Linked DNA regions of Mus musculus: region 1 is linked to region 2. Evidence: chromatin contacts called from ENCODE Hi-C or POLR2A ChIA-PET data. All regions are on one chromosome and are shown on one strand. The core of a region is the stretch at or near the end of the contact, and the rest is flanking DNA. Distances in the headings are between cores, read along the strand shown.

Evidence for each region. Hi-C counts contacts between places; a loop is a spot of excess contacts on that map. ChIA-PET counts read pairs that join two places held with the same protein, here RNA polymerase II (POLR2A).
Region 1: a map of heart shows a loop between it and region 2 (4-fold over the local background). The contact joins the promoter of Fcf1 here to the promoter of Ltbp2 in region 2. A Hi-C loop is called at or near these places in 8 of 37 maps with a recorded cell type or tissue (Patski, heart and left cerebral cortex). POLR2A ChIA-PET finds 5 or more read pairs at or near these places in 4 of 5 experiments (Patski and embryonic stem cell).

The regions. Positions count from the first base shown.
Region 1 is chr12:84,969,003-84,975,954 of GRCm38, reverse strand. It overlaps Fcf1 (FCF1 rRNA processing protein), which reads right to left and starts at 5,025. Exons shown (of 8, transcript NM_028632.2): 1 at 4,990-5,025; 2 at 4,673-4,740; 3 at 2,894-2,965; 4 at 1,716-1,864. The coding sequence starts at 4,992. It overlaps Arel1 (apoptosis resistant E3 ubiquitin protein ligase 1), which reads left to right and starts at 5,106. Exons shown (of 20, transcript NM_178065.5): 1 at 5,106-5,326.
Region 2 is chr12:84,874,179-84,880,513 of GRCm38, reverse strand. It overlaps Ltbp2 (latent transforming growth factor beta binding protein 2), which reads left to right and starts at 4,023. Exons shown (of 36, transcript NM_001370743.1): 1 at 4,023-4,758. The coding sequence starts at 4,283. D030025P21Rik (RIKEN cDNA D030025P21 gene) reads right to left here and starts at 4,712. Exons shown (of 1, transcript NR_028577.1): 1 at 759-4,712.

The DNA.
Region 1 (6,952 bases), core at 3,776-6,275, 94 kb before region 2:
CATAGGGCCTGGAGAGGTGGCTCAGAGGTTAAAAGCACCAACTGTTCTTTCAGAGGATTCTGGCTTGATTCCCAGCACCCATACGGAAGCTCAAAACTAAAACAAAATTTTAAAAAAGCTACACATCATTTGATATGTTTGCTATTTTATATTGGCTTAGTTTGTAATGACCCAAAACAATTATAATAGTAAACATAAAAAAACAAAAACAACAACAACAAAAAAACACTGATCCTACAACAGGTAGGAAGATCACTGTGAGTTCAAAACCAGCCTTGGTCTATATTGTGAGTTCCAGGACATCCAAGTTTACAGAGTAAAACCCTGTCTCAAAAAAACAAGAACAGCCAGGTAGTGGTGGAGCACGCCTTTAATCCCAGCACTTGGGAGGCAGAGGCAGGTCTATTTCTTTGAGTTTGAGGCCATTCTCTACAGAGAATTCTAAGACAGCCAGAGCTACATAGTGAGACCCTGTTTCAAACCCTCACCCCTGGGGGGGAAAATTGTTACATCCTGTAAATCCTGTGAGAATTATGAAACTATGATGAAGACATAAATGGGCACATGCTACCGAAAAGCGTAGGGTGGTTAAGCGTGCTCGTGGCTCTTGCAGAGGACCCAGCACCACACTGTGGCTCACAACCATCTGTAATTCCAGTTGCAGGGGGATCCAACACCCCAGACACATGGAAAACACACACACTCAGGTAACACACATACACATAAAATAATAAAGTCTACAAAAAAAACCCAACAACAACAACAAAAAAAACAAAACCCAAAAGGCAACAGACCTACTCACAGCAGCTACCACAGCTTTCTATCTGCAGAAAAGAATGCAGCATATCTGTGATGCTTAGTAAGACAAACCACAACAATGTATGCCGATGTGTCTTTTTGAAAAAAGAAATGCAAAATTTCCCTTTAATTATAGTAATTTATTCCACTCTGAATGTCATTTGTCTGTTTAACAGAGCAACAACTTATGAATAGGAACCTATCATAAAATGAAGCAATTTTTTTTTTTTTTTTTTTTTTTGGTCAGTGTTTTGCAGTGGTAGGGACTAATCCCAGAGCTCCTCACACACTAGGAAGTGCTCCACTATTGAACCACTGAGGTACTTCCCTTACCCAAAAAACATAACACGCCTCACTATCAGGAAGCTATTCTCTTGGATACGGCTTAGCTTTCTTTCTCCCACTCAGGATTACGACAGAAGGGGATGCCCAAATAAACATGGGAACACTACACACTGGGGCATAAGCTACCTCAGGTCCTATGCAATACAAATGAACTCTAACTGGATAAACGTGCGTGAGAACTGCCTAGTGTTTGACTTCTAGCTGTGTTCCCGTAAGTGGAAATAGGCTTTACTTAGCTTTCCTAGGGTAGACTGGAATTGAGGATATATCCTGCTTAATAGAAATGTACATACCAAAAACAGATTTTCATTTGTTCAGAATTTTAAAACCCAGGCTCAAAATTGACGTCTCTAATGAGAGTGAAAGCACTGCTTTCCAATTGTGAGAATTTAATTACTCCTAGTCAAGCATGCATTAGATCTCGACGGAGTGAACGCTGCCATTGCTAGGTACACTGGAAACTAAGTGGCCCTTGGATAACTTACTGGGTCTTCACTCACCCTCTTTATGGATTTGCACGAGTATGATTGTTTTGTACAGATGTCACAGAAATACAAAAGCATGATACTCACACTTGGCATACAGACAGTCCATCATTGACTGCACTAAGTCCAGTTTGGCCTTAATGGAAAAGTTGATGAAGTTGGTATCGACAAGGATGTGGTAAGGTGGACCCAGCTGTGTATTATACTGGAAGAACAAGCAGGAAGGATGCTGGGGGCTGAAAGGAGAAAGAAAATAAGACCAAAGGCTGAAGTCTACATTGATAATTTTGATGTTAACAAAATGAAAACTGAAGTATCTGAGAAAGTTCACTATAGATAAACATCTTTTTCCCCTTTTTCACTGTAGGCAGGAAAGGGGCTGAGTAAATGGCTCAGCAGTTACAAGCACGCACTACTGCTCTTAGTTCCTCCACCGACCTTGAGTGTTCATTACTGCCTGTAACTCCAGCCCCAGGGGTGCTCCACCCTCAGCCTCCAGAAACCCAAACTCAAGTGCACATGCCCACAGAGACACATCGTGGCCACACATACACATAATTAAAGAAACTTTAAAAAGGAAAGTTGACAGCATGCTATTTTCAGGCTCACTAGAAAGCTCTGATATAACTTTAAAAACACAACTATTCCAAACGTAGCTCTTCCTCGATCTGGAGACTAGTCTTCGGGCACAGAAAGAATCTAGTTATCAGGATTAAAATCAATGCTATAGCACGTTGCCATTCTCAGAACCCTAAAATGGATGGAATGTAAACAGACTGTCTAGCATTAGGACCATAGCAGAGCCCACTACTCATCTAAAACCTCATGATGTTCCTGAGCCAGGAACTGCGGTGACAATACAGCCTCTGCGAATCCAGAGCAGGAAGATAAAATTATGCAAAATGTGCTCAGATTTTTCATGACGTTAAAGGTACTTATTTTAAAGGAATGACCTTCATCCAGAATATATAACCTCACCGATTTGTGGCAATATAGTCTCTCTTTTATGACATTTTAATGTGGCAAACAACAGAAATTATTTGTTTTAAAAGATTTTTTGAAGAGAAAAAAAGTTTAGTCCTAGTGCCTTCAGGGAAAATTTATTGCTCAATGGGATTCAAAACCTCAAAGCATGGAGATGAGAATGTGCCCCCCGATAGCACTTTCACTCGACAAGCAATGAAGTCAGGGAAGCCTGGAATCTTACAGGGCCACTGCTTTCTAGTGTCTGAGTGGAAAGGCAAGCTGACGCTTTTAGTACTCACACTTCTCTTTCCTTCAGCGCGCTCGGATCTTTCTTCTCTTTCTTCTTAGGCTTCAACCTATCCTTTTCTTTACTGCAAAAAAAGCAAATCCAGAGAAGGGAAACATGATGCAGTTGAAATTTCATTTGGAAGTTTCAGTTTGTTGGGGCTGGCCTAGCACGCGTGAAGCCCTGGGCTCAATCTCTATCACCTCAAGTTCCATTCTCTTTCTGCTACCAAAGAAATCCAGTTGTGGACTTTGTGATGTTAGCATCAACATATACTATGAGAACAAGTAAATAGAGCAGGAAGTAGCCAGAAAATATAAAAATTAATCAGTAAGGCTAATAAACTCAAGATGTTGTTAATGAATAAATTCTAATTATTAACTTTTTTCTTGGTATAAATGGGGGTTGATTTTACTCAAAGTACATTATATACCCACTTGAAAAATAACATAATGATATCTATTGTTATGTATAATATATGCTAAAAAAAAACAAAAACAAACCACGTGTAAGAGGCCGTGAAGAGGTTGTTATTAACCTGCTGAAGACTTCTGAATATCCCAAGGTAGGCATGGTGGCCCTCCTAGCTCCAGGGAGAGAGAGGCAGACAGAGCCCTAAAAATTCGAGGTCTGGTTTACATAGCAAGTTTCAGGGTAGCCAAGGCTACTTAGTGAGACCCTGTCTCAAACAACAACAACAACAACAACAACAACAACAACAACAAACCAAACCAAATCAAACCAAAAAGGACTCAAACCACAAGTTTAGGAGGAAAGTTTCTCCACGTTATTTATAAAGGCCTGAAACATAACACACGTATAAAATAAAGACTCAACACAAGGAAGTGATCAGTGGGACATTGTTAGATAAAATAAAAACCCACATCAGAAGCTGAGAATAATAATTCTGAAGGTTCTAATGACCACTCTCTTGTTCCGAAAATCTTAAACACGAAGAAGCCCAGTCTTCATTAAATTAACTGTTTACCCAGTCCTTACCGATACAGAGAAACTGGTTGAGTGTTCTTTATTTATTTTTATTTTTTTTTTTTAAAAGATTTATTTATTTATTATATGTAAGTACACTGTAGCTGTCTTCAGACACACCAGAAGAGGGAGTCAGATCTCGTTACGGATGGTTGTGAGCCACCATGTGGTTGCTGGGATTTGAACTCTGGACCTTCGGAAGAGCAGTCAGGTGCTCTTACCCACTGAGCCATCTCACCAGCCCCTTGAGTGTTCTTTATAATGGGAATATCATACTAGCATGTTCGAAGGTTCTGAATTCTTTTTTTGTTTGTTTGTTTGTTTTTTTTTCGAAACAGGGTTTCTCTGTATAGTCCTGGCTGTCCTGGAACTCACTCTGTAGACCAGGCTTCGAACTCAAAAATCCGCCTGCCTCTGCCTCCCGAGTGCTGGGATTAAAGGCGTGTGCCACCACCGCCCGGCAAGGTTCTGAATTCTTACAACTTATAAAATGGGACTATCTTGGACTTTTCCCATCGTCCTTTTTAAACTTGGGTGGCAGGACCTGAAGACAGCCATGGTATGACCTCCTCACCGGCTTTCCCACAACGATACCATGCCCTGCCCCACCGAATGTGTGACTATAATTCCATGCAACACAGACCTAAGACATTATAAGCAAAACAAAAAAACATCAAATGTTTCTACTTAGCCCATCGTGACTTCTGCAGTTTAAGAAACCAGTACATCAGATGTTTCTACTTAGCCCATCGTGACTTCTGTAGTTCTGATCAGTTTAAGAAACCAGTTGGTTCTGACCACTCACAGTCGCTCGTCTCTCAGACTGAGCATTCGCTTCATAGTCGCATATTTCCTTGTTTTCTTTTGCTTCCCCTTGAAACAGAAGTTTTCGAGTTAAAAAGAGCTGAAAACATCTTTTAAAGTTCTCTTCTATTTTTCTTGCCCCTCCCCAAACAGCACTCAGTCCCCCTCCCTACTCCCTTCGAACTAAGGCCAGAATGGAATTAAACAAACAAACAAACAAACAAACAAACAAGGAAGCACCGAGTCTATATCTGGCCAAAGGCTGAGCTCCCGTTTGCTCCCCAAAACTCTCTGACAAAGTTCTCCCACTCCGCTCACCATGTTCACGCCGCACTCCTGTTTCTTCCGGAATCGCTCGCAGCGCGACACTTTACGTCATCCTCACGCTCTTTCCGGCAAAGGCCAACCCGGAGGCGGAAGCTACTTTGGGAAACGTAAAAGCTCCGAGCCGGCTCCTAACGCTGGCGGAGATCGACACTGGAGATTTTTTTGGGGGGCGGGTGGAGGGTAGGATTTGTGCTGGATGAGGCCGCTGCTTCCTCGGACCCCAGAACTAGGACTTGGCCACGTTGCAGCCCCCGTTCGGGTAACGTTTTTCTTCACGCCGCAGCCGGAGGCAGAGCCCAGCCGACCGTAGGCACCAGAATTGCTGAAGGCGAGCGAGAGAAGAGGGGACGAGGGCAGAGGGGTCGGGAATCCTGGGCGTCCCATAGTTTGACAGTACATTCTGGTTTTCCTCTGGCACATCATTTCAGCCTTGGCTCTGTAGTTCAGCCTTGAGGCTCTGGTTATTGATTGGTTTTCCTCGCCGGCTTGGAACTTGTGAGGCTGGGCGTAAGATTCTTCGGAAAGAGAGGAATGTAATAGCGATGGAGGACATCCCCCCCCAATGTTCTCCCTCCGTCTCTGTCTGTCTGCATCTCTCTCTCTCTCTCTCTCTCTCTTCCCGTGTGTGTGTACGAGCACGAGCGTGCAGGTGCATCAGAGCAGAAATTCAGAGCAGAAGCCAGAGGAAGCTGCTTGTCTTTATCTTCCACTTTTTAGAAAACAGTCTGTCTTACCCAACCTGGAAACACCTCCACCTCCGGTTTTTGCTAGATTGACTGACCAAAAAGCCCCAGAGATACTCCCATCCCTGCCCTCCGGTGCTGGAGTGGACAAGCCCACTACTCCCCGGCTTGTTTTCTAACCAGATCCTGGGCAAACCAAACTCAGGGCTTCTTGCTTGGTCAGCAGGTATTTTACTCATTGAGCCAATTATCCCAGTCGCAGTGGCCTTTTTTAGACGATCACAAGAAAAACAGGTGCAGAAGCTTATATGTGCAACTACTTAGCAAGCCTGGAATGTGATGGGGAACAGTGCTCTTCGTTGTGAAGCCTGGTGTGCAGTCCTTAATGGGAGAGGGAGAATATGTGGGAATGAGAAAGCGAAACTGGGCAGTGTTTGGTTTTGTTTTCCGTTTGCTTGTTTGTCTTTGCTTTTAGGATGTATTCTAGTTGTTCTTAGCCATCCGGAGAGAGGTTTCTTTTACCCCTTGAGAGTCTGTGGAAGGCCAGGGACAGCTTTCCTGGAAGTGGATGTGCAGTTTATGAGACTTGTAGGCTATGTGAACTTCATCTTAGTTGACTCTTTTGATACCTTTGTTTTACCGATGTTGAAGCTGTGCCCTAGACGCTCAGAGGTCAGTTTGGTTCGCTTGTGATTTTCTTACTGCATGACACTGACCTAGTGTTACTGGGTTCAGAGGTGTTCGAGGTGTAACAGTGCGAGGCAGTGCATTGGTTATGGGACTCGGGCGTTTGACTGGCTGCAGTTCACTCCCTCTCTTGAGTTGCTTTATTTGCATTGCTTTGGGCCATCAGTTGGTGCCTCTGTTTCTTTGTGTATAAAGCTAAGCTCATCATCACAGCACCTATATTACCCAGACACCACTAGGACCGACCTGTGTTTTCATAGTCATAAGCATCGTCCCTAGAGATGCTTGCCATTAAAGTCTTTTCAGTCATTTCCTGTCAAGTTTTTCCAGCCCGAAAGGTTACACCACTTGAGTGTTCATGTGTTTTTTTACTATTTTGAAACTTGACCGTGTTGGCGAACCTCAGAACTCTTACTAAACTTTCAGGTCTCTATAACGGGTCATTTTGTGTCGGTTTGAATGTGAAACTGCTGTCCTTCCTGTTGTTCTCTTTGAGAGACTCATATGTGTGCAGGTCTCTCTGTTGTTCACACATCTGTGGGTTGTGAATTTTTGGTGTTGAAATCATTTTATTATTGACATGT
Region 2 (6,335 bases), core at 2,774-5,273:
TGTTTTGGGGGCAGGGGGAGGAGGCATGGGATGGGATGGGAGGACGGTGCTCAGAAAAGTAGCAGATGCCAAGCTTTGGAGATTATCGGGGCTGTGGGCCCAGGAGAACAAGGTGGGGATTTCCAAGGACCACTCGTACTCACTGAGGAGTGGGAGGGGTGCCCGGCGGTGAGGGAAGCGCGTCTGCTGCGGCTTTTGGCTGAGGCAGTGAGAGGCTGAATGGGCGGCAGACTTCCAGAAATGCAGGCCGGGGAGACAGAGCAGTAATAATGACTTGGACACACAGGAGGAAAAAATAGCTCAGGGACAAGATGACGCCAAGGTTTCTGGCCTTGAGAAGCTCTTGGGGATATGAGGTGAGCATTGGGGATGGAGAGGAGGGCCCATGAAGGCACCAGGGCAGGTAGAACAGGAGGAAGGTCTGGACTGCAGAGATGGGCACCCATTGCAACCAGGAAGAGTCAGCACGGGCTGGCTGGCGATTGCTTCACTGTAAAGGGAGGAAATGAAGTGTTCTGGGGACGGAGGTGGCGTTCATCCCCAAGGACAGCAAGTATGAGAGTTTGGACCAGGAGTGGCCACCCAGAGCTCACATTTTCCTCTCTTCAAATGGGCTTAGCGATACCAGTTGCGCCTGGTTGATGGGGCACTCTGTCATTCATCCCAGAGCTGCCATCCAGGTGTCTCTTGACCACCCACCAGATTCTAGCCCTGTTGTATGTTCAGCTCAGTTAGAGATACAGTAGCTAGGGAAGTCAGACTGATGAGTAATTTTATAGATTGTGGAACAGGACTCTTTCTGTGGTTTTAGTGTGTCTGCTGAAGCTGGGCTGGGGAGATGGTTCAGTTGATGGGGTGCCTGCCTGCAAACACGAGGACCTAAGTTTGGTCCCCAGAACACAGGTTAAAATAAAATAAAATAAAATAAACCGAAAAACAAAAGAAAGAGAGAAAGAAGAAGAAGAAGGAAAAAAGAAATGAAAAACCAGGCATGAAAGCATGTGTCTGTTAATTCCAGCACTGGGAAGGCAGAGGCAGATAAATCTCCCGGGCTTCTTAAACAGCTAGTCTAGTGGAATCAGTAAGTCCCAGGCCAGTGAGAGATCTTGATGGATGACCACTGAGGAATGACACTCAAGGGTGACCTCAGGCTACCACACATGTATGCAACCCCACATGAACATGCACGCGCGCACACACACACAAACATACACTGTCCACTCAAGTGACAGAGCCTAGAACAACAGGGCCTTCTGAAGAGAAGTATAGGACACAGTTAAGTAGAACAGGTCTTTTACCAACTACCTTGGTTCCTGCCCATAGGTGAAAAAGATGGAGTTAGCCACTGGGGCAAGAACTCTCTGGTCAACTTAGAAGCCGGGGTTCAGGTTTCCCTGAGCCTGAGGACACTCCTAATGCAGGCCACCATCTGGCAGAAGAGGAGATGCTATGACTGCTGTCTTTTTTTCTGGTGCTCGGGCAATCGATGGCTATTACAGATCTCCCCACCACCACAGATGCCAAGACACAGTAAGAGAGTTCTTGGCAGCTACTAATGTGCATCTTTAGAAACTGAGCAAGAACACATATGAAGAAACTCACATGCACTTCCTGATGGAGAATTGTAACTGTGGAACTTTGCTAGAATAGTCTACATGGTAGGGAAGTTAAGTAGCCACCTTACCATTGCCTGGCCTGGCAGGGACTGGAATGTCTCTTGGGGCAAGGAATGCAGGATTGCCAAGAGGTTGGTCAAAGATGACTTTGCTATGACAGTTTGGGGTGGAACACACACACACACACACACACACACCCAAAGAACCCACACATGCCTATGAATGAGCTGACCAATGCTTGGGCATCAGCTAAATAAGACTTTGTTACTCCTTTTCTGACACTTCCTGTGGAAACATGACCCTGGAGAGCCAGAGCGTGAAAGGGGAGTCTGAAGAACAGATCCGACCCCACCCACCCCACTTTCCCCACTATAGGGCCTGCAGCTTTTTCATGAGGATACAGTGGGGAGAGGAAGAGGATTAAATTAGATATGATCGTGATGGAATTGAATAGCTTTCAACTCTTTAGCTTCTAAAGTTGATCTTAGTTACAAAGGCTACTTAGTTACTTAGTTCTTGTATCTGGTAGAAATTGGCAAGCCAAGGACCCTGTCTGACATGTATTAAGTAAAGAAGAATGGAGCTAAAGAGAGCTGGTGGTGAAGAGCACTTGCTGTCCCTAGAGGTCCCTAGTTCCCAGCCACCTTGGGTGGCTCACAATCACCTGTAAGTCCGGCTCCAGGAGATCCTGTGTAACTGGCTTCCAAAGGACCCTGCACTCGTGTGCACACACCCATATGTAGACATATACACACACCTACACATAGCTGAAAATAATTTTTTAAAATATGTTTTAAAAGAGGAGGGAAGAACTGGGAGGTGGCACCGTATGCCTTTAATCCCAGTACTCAGGGGACAGACAAATCTCTGAGCTGAAGGCCATCCTGTCTTACAAAGGAGACAGCCAGAGCTAAACAGAGAAACTCTGTCTTGAGAAAAACCAAAACCAAAGAATAACAACAAAAACCAAACCAACCCAAGACAACAACAAAGCCCCAGGAAATGATTTCCCCTTGTAAGTGGGCAAGCTTGGGTATTTCCTCACAGGAATGGGAAGCGGAAGAACACACATGGCCACTGTAGGGGCCGATGTTTGCTCTGTGAGGTGAAATGAAGAGGTAGTCCTGAAGACCTCTTGGAGATGAATACTCTAGGTAGAGAGATGAGCCGTCACAATGCATCAAACATTTGCCAAGCAGAGACTGTGAGGGTACTGTGTAATGAATACCGAGCAGGAGTAAGTTCAGATCGGTCAGAAAACCAGCCGGGCAGGGAGGACTCCGTAGGCCAGTGTCAAATATTGAGACTTTCTAATCCAGTTAGGTATTACTTAGGATTCTGGGAAGGGAGGGGCTGGTATGGGAAGTTGTAATTGGTGCCTTTACAGGCTCTTTTATCCTGTCTGCTTAGGAGCCAGTAGGCTGTGAAAACACTTTCAGGAAAACCATATATGCCTAGCCTTTTAGGCTTTGGGGCATGGGACACAGGGAAGAAGGTTAATTTAGGTGGGAGGCAACGGACATCCCTGTCCCCTTCAATACAAGAAGGTGTGAGAACCCGGCCCAGCAGGGCTCAAAGGCTCATGCAGCCCCTTGGGGAAATTCTCCAAGGAATGAGGGGCGGTGGTAGGAGTTCAAAGAGTGGACTGTGGGCCAGAGGCCACTAGCCTGGGTTTTATTTCCATCTTTAGCAATACTCTCCTTTAGTCACCTTATTCAAGAGGCTCCATGCCTACCTTTGTAAAAAGAGAACAACTCTTCCAGCGGGCATCCACCATCACCATAGGCCCAGGTCAAGGCTTGGCGCCACAGGAAGCAGATTAAGATCTAGGCTCTAAGCAGGTTGGCAGAGTGTGTCGCTACAAAACACGGTGGCCAAGGGTGTGACCAGCTCCACCAGGGGGCGCGCGCCCCAAGTTGCCCTTCCCCATAGGCAACCGGCTCTTGGGAGCTGCCCCAGGGACACCTGCATTCTCGCCTAGCGCCCCCAGCGGTCAGAGGTGGAAGCAACGAGACCAGGCGCGCATGCCTCGGGCTCGGTCCCCATTACTCCGGTCTGGGTACCTTCCCCAGCTTCCTTCAGGCCCGAGAAGCAGTTCATCTGGGTCCGTGAGGTCAGGAACAGAAAATACATCCAGGACAGGTGGACAACTTGAGTTTGCCCAGGACAGGAAAAAGGCAGCTCAGGTGCGCTGGTCCAGGCAGACGCCATCTGTCTTTCCAGTCCCCGGGTCTGCCCTGTCGCCCGCAGCTCCTCACGGGTTAATCCCCTCGCCGCCCGCTCGCTTCTCGGTGCCAAAGAGGGTGTTGCTGGAATTCTTGTCTCCCGTAATAAGGGGGCCGAGCTGTCCCTCCAAGGAGGGGGGCATGGCGTGGATAAAAGAGGCGAAAAAGCAGGGGGCGGTTTCCAAAAATAAAACCCTTCGGTTCCCCTTCAGACGGCGGCAGTGCGGGAGCGAAGGTGCGGCAGGCTCGGGCTCGGTGCGCAGCCCGGGCAGCTCACGCCATACAGCCCTTACCTAGGAACCCCTGGACCCCCAAACGGCTGTTTCAGAGGTCCCCTAGACGGGAAGGGGCAAGTCGCCAGGCGGGTCTGTGGAGCGAACGATGGAAAGCACCTCCCCGCGAGGTCTCCGGTGCCCACAGCTCTGCAGCCACTCTGGCGCCATGAGAGCGCCGACCACCGCTCGCTGCTCCGGATGCATCCGACGGGTGCGTTGGAGGGGCTTCCTGCCACTTGTCCTGGCTGTCTTGATGGGGACAAGTCATGCCCAACGGGATTCCATAGGGAGATACGAACCAGCTAGCAGGGATGCGAATCGGTTGTGGCACCCCGTGGGCAGCCACCCCGCAGCGGCTGCAGCCAAGGTGTACAGTCTGTTCCGAGAGCCTGACGCGCCGGTCCCCGGCTTGTCGCCCTCTGAGTGGAACCAGCCGGCCCAGGGGAACCCTGGGAGGCTCGCAGAGGCCGAGGCCAGGAGGCCACCCCGAACCCAGCAGCTGCGTCGAGTCCAGCCACCTGTCCAGACTCGGAGAAGCCATCCCCGGGGCCAGCAGCAGATAGCAGCCAGGGCTGCACCTTCTGTCGCGCGCCTGGAAACCCCTCAGCGACCCGCGGCTGCACGGCGAGGGCGGCTCACCGGGTGAGCACTGAAGAGGGGATAGGGCTGGGGGCGGGGTGGAGCAAAGGGATGCGGGTATCCCGGACAGTTACGCCTTCAGTGGAGTGCGGGTCCTGTCCCTTTGTCCTCAGTAACTACTAGAGAAACCGCTCCGAGGTTCCGAAACCGGGGCTCGGACCAGCTTTCAAAAAGTTATTTTGGGGAAAATAAATCTACTATCTGTTCCCTTGGACACCAGTTCTCCCAGAACCCCGACGTTAAGCTCGTGTGCGTTTCTCACTCATTCTGTGCTGGGCTAACGAGCTGCAGTGGCTGGGTGGGCGCTCTGGGTTCTTGAGGCCCAGAGAAGGATAAACTGGCTCCGGGCGCCAGTAGGTGGAGGATCTGGGCGGGGGGGGGGGGGGGGGAGTGGGGACATCAGGGCGCGAAGACAGACGCATCTCCAGGAACGGGCTGACAGCGAAGCAGGCGCGCCAAGACAAGTGTATAGTCCGGGCTCAGGTCTGCTGGGACACGCAGAGGACTTAGGCAAGGGTTTAGGAGCTCTGTGAAAGAGAAGGCTGCCCTGACCTGTGCGAGGGACTGGGTCTGTGTTCCAGGAAGTCTAGATGTCAGCGTTGTTTGCACATTTTGAAAAGCCACGCCTCGCTCCAACTCTTCAACTTATTATTTTGCACCACTCGCTGCGGGTTCTGGACTCTGTTATCACAGGAGGTCCCCTCCCCGCCCCAACAACGCCTTGCCCAGGATTTAATGAGTTGGGGACCTCTCCTGAGTACCCAGGTGTCTCTGGAGTGAAGGCACAGGAGCCTGGCAATGCCAGACTGGGCAAGGTGCAATTGATTAGTCTAGGAGGGGCTTTGGCAGCCCTTGGCCTGAGCCTGGTTTATCTGTCCGTTGTAGTTCCAGGTAGCATTCCCGTTGCTTGTACGCCTAGTCCCACTACAGAGGATCTTCTGCCTCCTGCTCTGCACACATACTCTTCTCTTGCCTGCAACGGTCTTCTGTATCTTAGCAAAGTTCACCGTGTCTCATCCCTTCTGTGCCCTCATCCAGCTTTATGCTTTCTTATAGCATTTATTCCCCCCTCACGTATTTCTATTTCTATGTATGTGTTCAAACTTATACAAGTTCTGCTTAAGCAGGGTTTTGTTAGCTTTCATGTTCCCAGCAGATCAGTGCCTGCACGTAGCTGGCCCTCTCTGCGTCTAAATGAATTCCCTACTAACCTTTGGAGGCCTAGCCTAAAGTCTGCAGGGCATAGAGCTGAGTGCTGCCAAGTGGCTCCAGCGTAAGACCATTCAAGGAGAGTTAGCAGGACACCTGCCCCGTTTCAGCTTTCCCCTCTATTCTGACTTGTGCAGGCAACTGCATGATTACATGTGCTGAGCATGGGAGAGGGCTCGGGGACCCACAGAATACAAAACCTGCTGGAGGGCAAGCCAATGTCTTAAAATCAAGTTGGAGGCACGAGCAGTATGTGCTGGTGAATGTGTTTCTAAAAGCACAGGACAATTCTGTCAAGGGCAATGGAGCAGTACAATATAGTGAAGATGGTCAGGGAAGAGACACTGACCTGGGGCCCTAGAGCATAGACG